Linked DNA regions of Homo sapiens: region 2 is linked to region 1. A link is an interaction called in ENCODE POLR2A ChIA-PET data of the cell type or tissue named here. Cell type or tissue: GM12878. All regions are shown on one strand. Each heading gives the region's core, and the rest is flanking DNA. Links, peaks and the distances in the headings are about the cores only.

Region 1 (4,394 bases), core at 309-4,308:
ACTGCTGGGAATACACAATGATGGAGATAAAATTTCAATCCAGGTTCCTAAGTATAGAGAAGACTATCTGGAATCATTCCAAAGACTCCTCTGAGAGCTTTCCAGGACAGGTGCCACTGTGCGTTCCCCCTCCATGGCTGCTCAGCACTACCAGGGAAGAGGGAGGGAAGCCGGATGCCACTTTCACGGGTTTGCTGCTCAGGAGCTCGGTGATCCTTGCTTCTGCCCAGCCACTTCCCTGTGTACAATGTGATCGCCACCCATTAGTGGGCTGCAGAAGCAATTTAGTGGGTTTAATTAAAAAGCATTTAATTGGTATAATAGAATAGAAAATATCAGTGATTTACATGTATATTTTGTAAAATGTCTGTTCCAAAAGATGCATTGAGGTTGCAGTATAAAATGTATTTCTTTCTTGGCATAGGTATACAAAGTTTAAATGCCACTGTCTACACCACTGACTGAAGTAGTTCCATATAGGTCTCTTTTTGACCTAATGATCTTAAGGGTTTGTAGAAATGAAAAGGAGCTTTTCTACCCAAAAGAGATTTGGACCACTGATTTAATATAAGTTAAAATGTGTGAAATTTTTTTCTCAGAAGTTTACATTGTATTTTTCAAAACACAGTGGAATTAGACTACAAATCAATTTTTTTTTAGTTCTCACTTTCTCAGAAATCAAACCATGTATTTTTGTTGTTGTTGTTGTTTTTGAGACAGAGTCTCGCTCTGTCACCCAGGCTGGAGTTCAGTGGTACAATCAAGGTTCACCACAGCCCCAACCACCCAGGCTCAAGTGATCCTTCCACCTCAGCCTCCCTGGTGGCTGGGACTACAGATGTGCGTCACCATGCCCAGCTAATTTTTGTAAAGGCAGAGTTTTGCCATGTTTTGCAGGCTGGTCGCTGGTCTTGAACTGGGCTCAAGCGATCCAACTGCCTCTGCCTCCCAAAATGCTGGGATTACAGGTGTCAGCCACCATACCCAGCTGACAACCACATTTAAATAACCCACAAGCCAAACAAATTGCACAAAAGAAATTAGAAAACATTTGAAATAATGATAATAAAGATGCAATAAGTTAAACTGTGTAGGGTATAAGGAGACACTGTTGAAAGGGGAATTCTACAACATAGACGTTATTAGAATGTGATCAGGAATAAGTGTGCCTTTAAGATACTAAACTCTCTTCTCGTCTCCTTATTTTTGTTCTCTCTCAGCTTCTCCTGGTTTATTTTTGTTTCTGTCTATATAGTCCCCTACCTCTCTAACCCCCTTTCTTTCACCATGCTTCCTTTACAGGGCTTCTAAATTCTCTCAGCTTCTCCACCTCATTCTTTCCTCTCCTCTTTCTAGTTTCCAACTTTTCACTATTGTTCCCCTCAACAGTTCTTTCCTTTCTTCTCCCTCTTCCTCCCTCTTTGTTTTCTTTTTCTCTACATGTTTTACCCTCCTGGCTGTTATCTCCTCTCCTTCTCCATCCTCTTTTGGCTTCACCCCAGTTCTCTATCATTTTGCACCTCTCTAACATCCCATCTTTTTTCTTTCTGCTTTCCCTTCTCTCTATTCTTCCCTCTTTCTTCCTAAGTTTCTTCTGTCTGTTCCTCTGCTCTCTCCGTCTCTCCCTCCCTGAGTCTCCACTCTGTGTCCCCATTTGCCACCATTCCTTTCTGTGTCCTCCTTTCCTGTGACCTCTTCTCCTACTTTGTCCAGCACCTTTCCTGCTTCCATGCACTCTGTCTTTGGCCTATTTCACTTGGAAGCACGCTTGACTCCTTCACTTTTTCTTCTGCTTTTTCCCCATTTGCCTCTCTTTTAAATTTTTATTTTTAATTGAGGTAAAAAGCATATAACAACATTTATTATCTTAACCATTTCTAAGTGTACAGTTCAGTCATGTTAAGTACATTCACATTGTTGTGCAATTTCTACATTTTAAAAAATTATATTCATGAAAACAAATCTATTCTAAAAATTAGCTTCAATTATCCAAGACTCAAAAAAAAATTGAACTTCCAGTAAATATTTAATATTATGGGTCTACTGTTTTAAAAATGCTTTATTTTATGAAGTTTGGCTATAATGTAATAGCACTGGTTCCACTCACATTGCACTCATTATTTTATATAGTTTAAATGATTATAAATTGTATTTTTAATAACCTTCCTTGTTTTACCATTTCCATTTGTTCCTTAGTTATTAAAATATACAATACTCAAATGCATTGCTAAAAAATAATATTCTAAGTGGTCTTTCCCCTGTAGTTTGTTATACCAGATTTTGGATAAGTAATGCTTCTTCTTTATTAATATTGAAACTGATTTAACAAAAAATATTTCATGAATTCCTGAAATGACTGTTGATATCCTGCGGCAATAGGCAGATGTAATCAAAGTGTTAACAGTAATGAGCTCTTAGAAAGGTTTTCTCAAACAAAAGTCCTAGCTTCAGCCTACAATTCTGAGTTACTCTCTTGAATTCTAGGCTGATTTCTCAGTCACTTGCAAACGCCTCTCAGTTAAAGCTCTATCAGCCTATAATCTAGTCATTTTATAGAGAGGATTGTTTATTATTATTTATGTCTTGCCATTTGAATGTTCTTAGGAACCGTACACAAGGGAATACTCGCAGAAGGAGGTATTTCTTAATGGGTCCCAGGGGGAGGTACTTTCCGATGGTTCTCATAACTTTTTTCCCATACTCATCTATTTTAATTAGTTTTATCTAGTATATGCCCTTATAACTGCTTTCCCTCCTCTCTAGATGCATTCCTCAGAGGGTTTCTAACTTCCTACATTCTGATTTGTACTGATTACCATGTATCAGTTCTCCTTTATTTAGTATCTTTTCAGCTTTTGATTTGTTCCAATATTCTGGTTATTCTTTTTTTTTTTTTTTGAGACAGAGTCTTGCTCTGTCACCCAGGCTGGAGTGCGGTGGCGTGATCTCGGCTCACTGCAACCTCTGCCTCCCGGGCTCAAGCGATTCTCCTGCCTCAGCCTCCCGAGTAGCTAGGTTACAGGTGTCTGCCACCACGCCTGGCTAATTTTTGTATTTTGGGTAGAGACGGGGTTTCACCCTGTTGGCCAGGCTGGTCTCGAACTCCTGACCTCAAGTGATCCGCCCACCTCGGCCTCCCAAAGTGCTGGAATTACAGGTGTGAGCCACCGTGCCCAGCCCTCTGATTATTCTTTAATGGGTTTCTAACTCCAGTTTGATTATACAAAGATACAATGAGACACATCTTTTTTTATGAGATGGAGTTTTGCTCTTGTAGCCCAGGCTGGAGTGCGGTGGCGACACCTTGGCTCTCTGCAATGTCTGCCTCCCGGGTTCAAGTTATTCTCCTGCCTCAGCCTTCCTAGTAGCTGGGATTACAGGTGTCTGCCACCACACCTGGCTAATTTTTTGTATTTTTGGCAGAGACAGGGTTTCAGCATGTTGGCCAGGCTGGTCTCAAACTCCTGACCTCAGGTCATCCACCTGCCTCAGCCTCCCAAAGGGCTGGGATTACAGGCATGAGCCACCGCACCCAGCTGAGATACATCTTTAGGGTCTTAACACAGTGCCTGTCCAGTTAGTAAACATAGGTTCTTTATTATAATTGTCCATCTTCTTATCAAATGTGTAACTTATTATAAAATGTAATAATCAAATTATCAAATGCAGTAGTTTTAATAGTTAGGCACTGAAGTACTTTTGATGAAAAGCTTATTGCTGGGTGGTTGGATGACACATTTGCCCTTATTGTCTCCTCCTTAAGCTGACTGTAGAGCTCACAGTACATTAGTCAGTTTTTAATCAACTTGTCAGGATATATAACTAATGGGACATACTTTTTTCCAGTTGAATTTTCTTTTCTGTTTTTTTCTGAGACAGAGTCTCATGCTGTTGCCCAGGCTGGAGTGCAGTGGTGCCATCTCAGCTCACTGCAACCTCTGGCTTCCAGGTTCAAGCAATTCTCCTGCCTTGACCTCTCAAGTAGCTGGGACTACAGGTGCACACCAGCACGCTCGCCTAATTTTTGTATTTTGGGTAGAGACGGGGTTTTGCCATGTTGGCCAGGCTGCTCTCAAACTCTTGACCTAAGGTGATTGCCTGCCTCAGCCTCCCAAAGTGCTGATATTACAGGCATAAGCCACTGCGCCTGGCCCAGTTGAATTTTCAAGCGAAATGAAATAAAACCTTCAGACTCATTCATGACTAAGTGATTTTCTTCTTGTTAATCAAGCTGATTCTACTTGGTGTGTGTATGCGTATTAAGATAATTCTGTGTAGACCACCTCATTAAGTATTTTGAATTAATTCACTGCACTTCTGTTGAGAAATTCCTAAATTTGGATTTTATCCCAAGGCCCAATGTCCTGGGATTCTTCCAACAAATTCTTATTATT
Region 2 (4,394 bases), core at 201-4,200, 150 kb after region 1:
CATATAAAAGTTTCAAGATTTACTAGATCAAGGCAAGAGAAACAGTCTATTCTATTAGAAAAAAGAGAGTTGGAACAAAGAAATTTAGCTTTTACAATGCTTTGTAATTTGTATATAAATATGAATAATATCACTTCTCGGCCTTTTGGCTAAGATAAAGTATAAATATGAATAATATATATTCAAATGCTGACAAAAGATTAAAAACCTAGAATTTTGTGCAATTAGAATGAGTAATGATTATAGCTGTTTAAAATTTATAGTAAGTGCTTAGTATATGTGTGATATTGTGTTGATGGATCAGGAGGTGGCAGAAGGAGAGAAAGCTTGGCCCAGTCCTCAGAAAGCTTATAATGTAGCTAAGAAAAGAGTCTTATGCACTGAATAACTACAGCAAAGCTGGGTGATGCCGCCTTTCACTGAAAAAGAAATTCAGAGAAGGGTGTGGTCAGTCTGTAGTAGTCATGGAAAATGTGGTCCTGAGCAGGACTTACGACAGACTGATGACGTCAACACACAAGTTTTAAAAGTTAGAATTCGTAATTTTAAAAAATACCAGTATACAATCAAATACTTGTGAAACACGGGGATGGGAATCTGTTAAATTTTCCTGTTCTCTGTGTAAGAGACATGAAATGTAAAGCAGATTTCCAAAATCACTGCCAATCTCTATTAATCAGACCATTATGACATCCTATTGATCCATATTAAAAACTTCATAGTTTTCCACGCACTTCAAAAGCTGATTTCTCCTGACAATAGATGAAGAAATTAAAGCTATAACCATGAGCCAATTAGCTGAACTCCCTTTAGCCCACTTATTATACTACTGTTCACAAATGAAAACATAACACTACTTTTGCTCCATCAGGTGTTACTTTTTCATGTTAATTATTACTGGGGAAAATCCAGCAATTTAAAAATTACAGATCATTTTCTAGCTCCCAATTTTCTAGTTAACAAAAATAAAAGGGGATTAAGTTGGTTATTTATTTATTTTTCCTTCTCTCTTAGGGAGGCTTTCTAGATGGCCATCTTTTCTATTTTATTTTTCAACCTTTTCTTTGGTAACCCCTTGTGGTTGCAGCCTAGCTGCTTCAAGCGTGCTTGCCAGCTAAAAAAGGCTAAAGTGGGAGTCTAACTGGGCTTTCAATTTCGCTTTTTTGACAGCAGCCTGCCCCCCACAGGGAGACACTAGGTGAGCCGCAGCTGGGCCACTGGAGAAGGGGGATAAATGCATTCCGTTTCAGTTGTGTGATTCCCTCCCGTTGCTTCCCACAATGCATCTGTAACACTTTTACTTTTCCATTTCTGCTAGAAAGCAAATCTCTGTCTCTTCCAAAGGACAGTGAACATAAGTAACTACCACCCTGGAAAGCTCTGTGGGGAGCGATGAGACGGGAGGGGCCCGGGTGATTAGAGTATGGATTGGAGGGAGCAGGTGGGAGCTGTTTCTCTGAAATCTGCTTCTAGATGTTGCCCTCAGCAGCCCTTTATTAGTGAACAAATAGTATAAATCATTGAGAAAGTAGTAGTAGAGAAATGTTAGATGGGAAAGGAAAAAGGACTCCTTCCCTTTCCGTCAACATACCCTATTCCAGGCAAAGAAAAAGTGAGCAAAAACAGTGTACAATGATAGGTTCCTTCTGCACTGCCTTTTTGTGCTGAGATTATTATTGGCCCAGGTTAAGGATAAACAGTTATCCCGAATGACTCCCTGGATGGAACAGTCAATCAAACTTGTAAGTTAGTGCCTATGAACAGTAAGACAAAACACAAACACAAACACATACACACACACACACACACACACACAGACCTTAGACTGCAAACTTCTCAAGCCCCTGCAAATCAGTTCATTCATTTACTCCTTCCTCCAACAATTTTTTTTTTAAGAGACAGAGTCTCACTTCATTGCCCAAGCTAGAGTGCAGTGGTGCAATCATAGCTCACTACAGCCTTGAACTCCTGGGCTCAAGTGATTCCTCCCACCCCACCTAACACGATCTTTTTAGTGTACTCTGTATTGGGCTGTTTTGGTGTGTCCTGCATGTCCTATCTCCCTATCATTTAAAGCTGGAGCCAAAAAGAGAGTTCCAGAAGTCCTGGTTCCCCAGCTGGAGTTGCCCAAATAGGCCGCTTCACAAGATAGTTTCTGCCTGTGATATACCTAAGTGGATAGGCCACCAACACCAGTGCAGGAAAGTGATTCAGATGCTGGAGAACAAGCAAGAGCTCAGAGCCAAGGAGTCAAGCCAATGTGGGTTTGAGAATGGTAAAGAGGAAGTCTTGGGGCAGCTTATAAGATATACAGGGAGGCAACACAAAGCGAGATGTGGGCTAGAATAAGAATGCATCACACAAATCTAGGACTACTGTGGCTGCTTCAGGAGTGGATTGGGATGCTCCAGACACAGTCAGCGGGCTTTAAACTTGTCCGCCAAGCTGGAACCCATGAGGATTAGTGGAACCCAAGGAGGTCTCTTATCACCCACAAGCCTCCAACACTGATGAAGTGGGTGGTTTGCACTGAAACTGGTGCCTTTCAACATGGGGCTAAACATCACCTGGCCCAGAAGCCAGTGACACTGAAGGAGGAGGCAGGGAAGGAGCTGGAGTTCACTTTGGACGTGGCAGCTGCCTCACTGCAACAGAGGCAGCATATCAGTAACAGCCCACGTGGCTGCAGCAGCCCCTGGGGACTGCTGTTGTATTGAAATGATACGTCTGCTGCTTCACTTCTGCTTTCCAAATTTCCCACAAAATGTCTCTTGTGGCCCAGACAAACCCAAAACTATGTAGGGAAGGGAATCTAGGACATGTAGTCCAATGGGCTCAGCTGACACAGTACGAACCTGCCACAGGCTGTGGCAAGCTCAGTCCAGCTAAGGCACTATGTTGTTTTCTAGTTTGCACTTTACATAATTTCTTTGACTCTAGTGATAGGCAATATGTACTGATTAATGATATAAAACTGGACAAATACCTGGACAGCTTATCACTGAACAAGGCAAAAAAATGTCCAAACTATAAAAAGTGAAAGGAGATTGTATTAATTTTTTTGTCCCTAGGCAAGTATGATGGTTCAGAATGCTGGTCTTGTCCCCCTGGCAAAATTTGAGGTCATCTCTGAATTACTGCAATCAATTTGGGATAAATTCACAGTCTTCTCCTTGGGTTTATAATGAAGTCAACAGGTGGTTTTGATAAAAGTCATCTTTAGTCAAGAAGAATAGCAAATTAGGCTGGGCACAGTGGCTCACGCCTGTAATCCCAGCACTTTGGGAGGCTGTGGCAGGCGGATCACGAGGTCAGGAGATCGTGACCATCCTGGCTAATATGGTGAAACCCCATCTGTACTAAAAATACAAAAAATTAGCTGGGCATGGTGGCGGGCGCCTGTAGTCCCAGCTACTCAGGAGGCTGAGGCAGGAGAATGGCGTGAACCCAGGAGGCGGAGCTTGCGGTGAGCCGAGATCGCGCCACTGGACTCCAGCCTGGGCAAAAGGAGGTCCTGCATGTCCTATCTCCCTATCCTTTAAAGCTGGAGCCAAAAAGAGTGTTCTAGAAGTCCTGGTTCCCCAGCTGGAGTTGCCCAAATAGACCGCTTCACAAGAAAGTTTCTGCCTGTGATATACCCAAGTGGATAGTCCTCCAACACCAGTGCAGGAAAGTGATTCAGATGCTGGAGAACAAGCAAGAGCTCAGAGCTCTTTTTGAGACTCCGTCTCAAAAAAAAAAAAAAAAAAGCAAACCATAGCTGGATAAATACACCAGTGAATGTCACCTCTCATAATTGCACAAGATTTCCTCGGAGTAGAGGTGGGTATCTACTTGGTGATATCTGTGGAATGGCCTGCATCTTTTCGTCTTTCTCTGATTGCAAGGAAGGAAGTCAGTAATGGCTTATAGATGCGGGAACTTTGCCCAGTACCCTGACATCATGAGTGCCTCCCCTTCTGTTTGGTGCTTATCTGAATTCTCTTTGCACGTGGAAGTGGATGTCATGGCACTGGAGAGGCTGCCTGGCCAGGGCAGCAAGTAAGGGTTAGAATTCAGGAAACCAGCTCAACCCAGTTTTAGCACTGAAAGTTCAGTGTCCTGGGAATCCCTTCATCGTGAATACACTGGGACAATTGGTCAACTTAGGCCAGAGTGTGGCTGTGGCAGGAACAAGGTTTTGCTGACCTGGACAACAGGAGAAACTAAAATCAGAAGAAAAGGCAAAGGAAATGTACAATGAGAGGGATGCCAGCCATCTGGCCTGCTGGGTTTGCTGACTGGAGAGAGGGGGACAGTAAATCAGTTCTGGGGGACAATAAATTAGAGTTGATTTGTAAATCTTTCACCTAGATTCCCTAAATGGGCCGGGCACGGTGGCTCACACCTGTATT

What was found. Peaks named below come from ENCODE experiments on the same cell type or tissue, not always from the same donor. Only the 100,000 strongest peaks of a DNase experiment are listed, where the experiment ranks them.
Region 2: POLR2A ChIA-PET joins it to region 1 with 7 read pairs; 3 of 35 experiments call an interaction of 5 or more read pairs at or near these places.

What each region holds. Positions count from the first base shown.
Region 1 is chr4:158,863,339-158,867,732 of GRCh38, forward strand. All of the region lies in intron 12 of FNIP2 (folliculin interacting protein 2), which reads left to right. Among named protein-coding and RNA genes, the nearest start is that of FNIP2, 97 kb to the left of the region's middle. In GM12878, for the core only: no CTCF peak of the experiment used is centred there; a DNase peak (open chromatin) is centred at 2,603; H3K27ac peaks cover 197 bases.
Region 2 is chr4:159,015,566-159,019,959 of GRCh38, forward strand. The region is part of intron 1 of SPMIP2 (sperm microtubule inner protein 2); the gene reads right to left. Among named protein-coding and RNA genes, the nearest start is that of SPMIP2, 17 kb to the right of the region's middle. RefSeq lists enhancers at 1,982-2,301, 2,482-2,551. In GM12878, for the core only: a CTCF peak has its summit at 1,189; DNase peaks (open chromatin) are centred at 1,156 and 2,686; H3K27ac peaks cover 684 bases.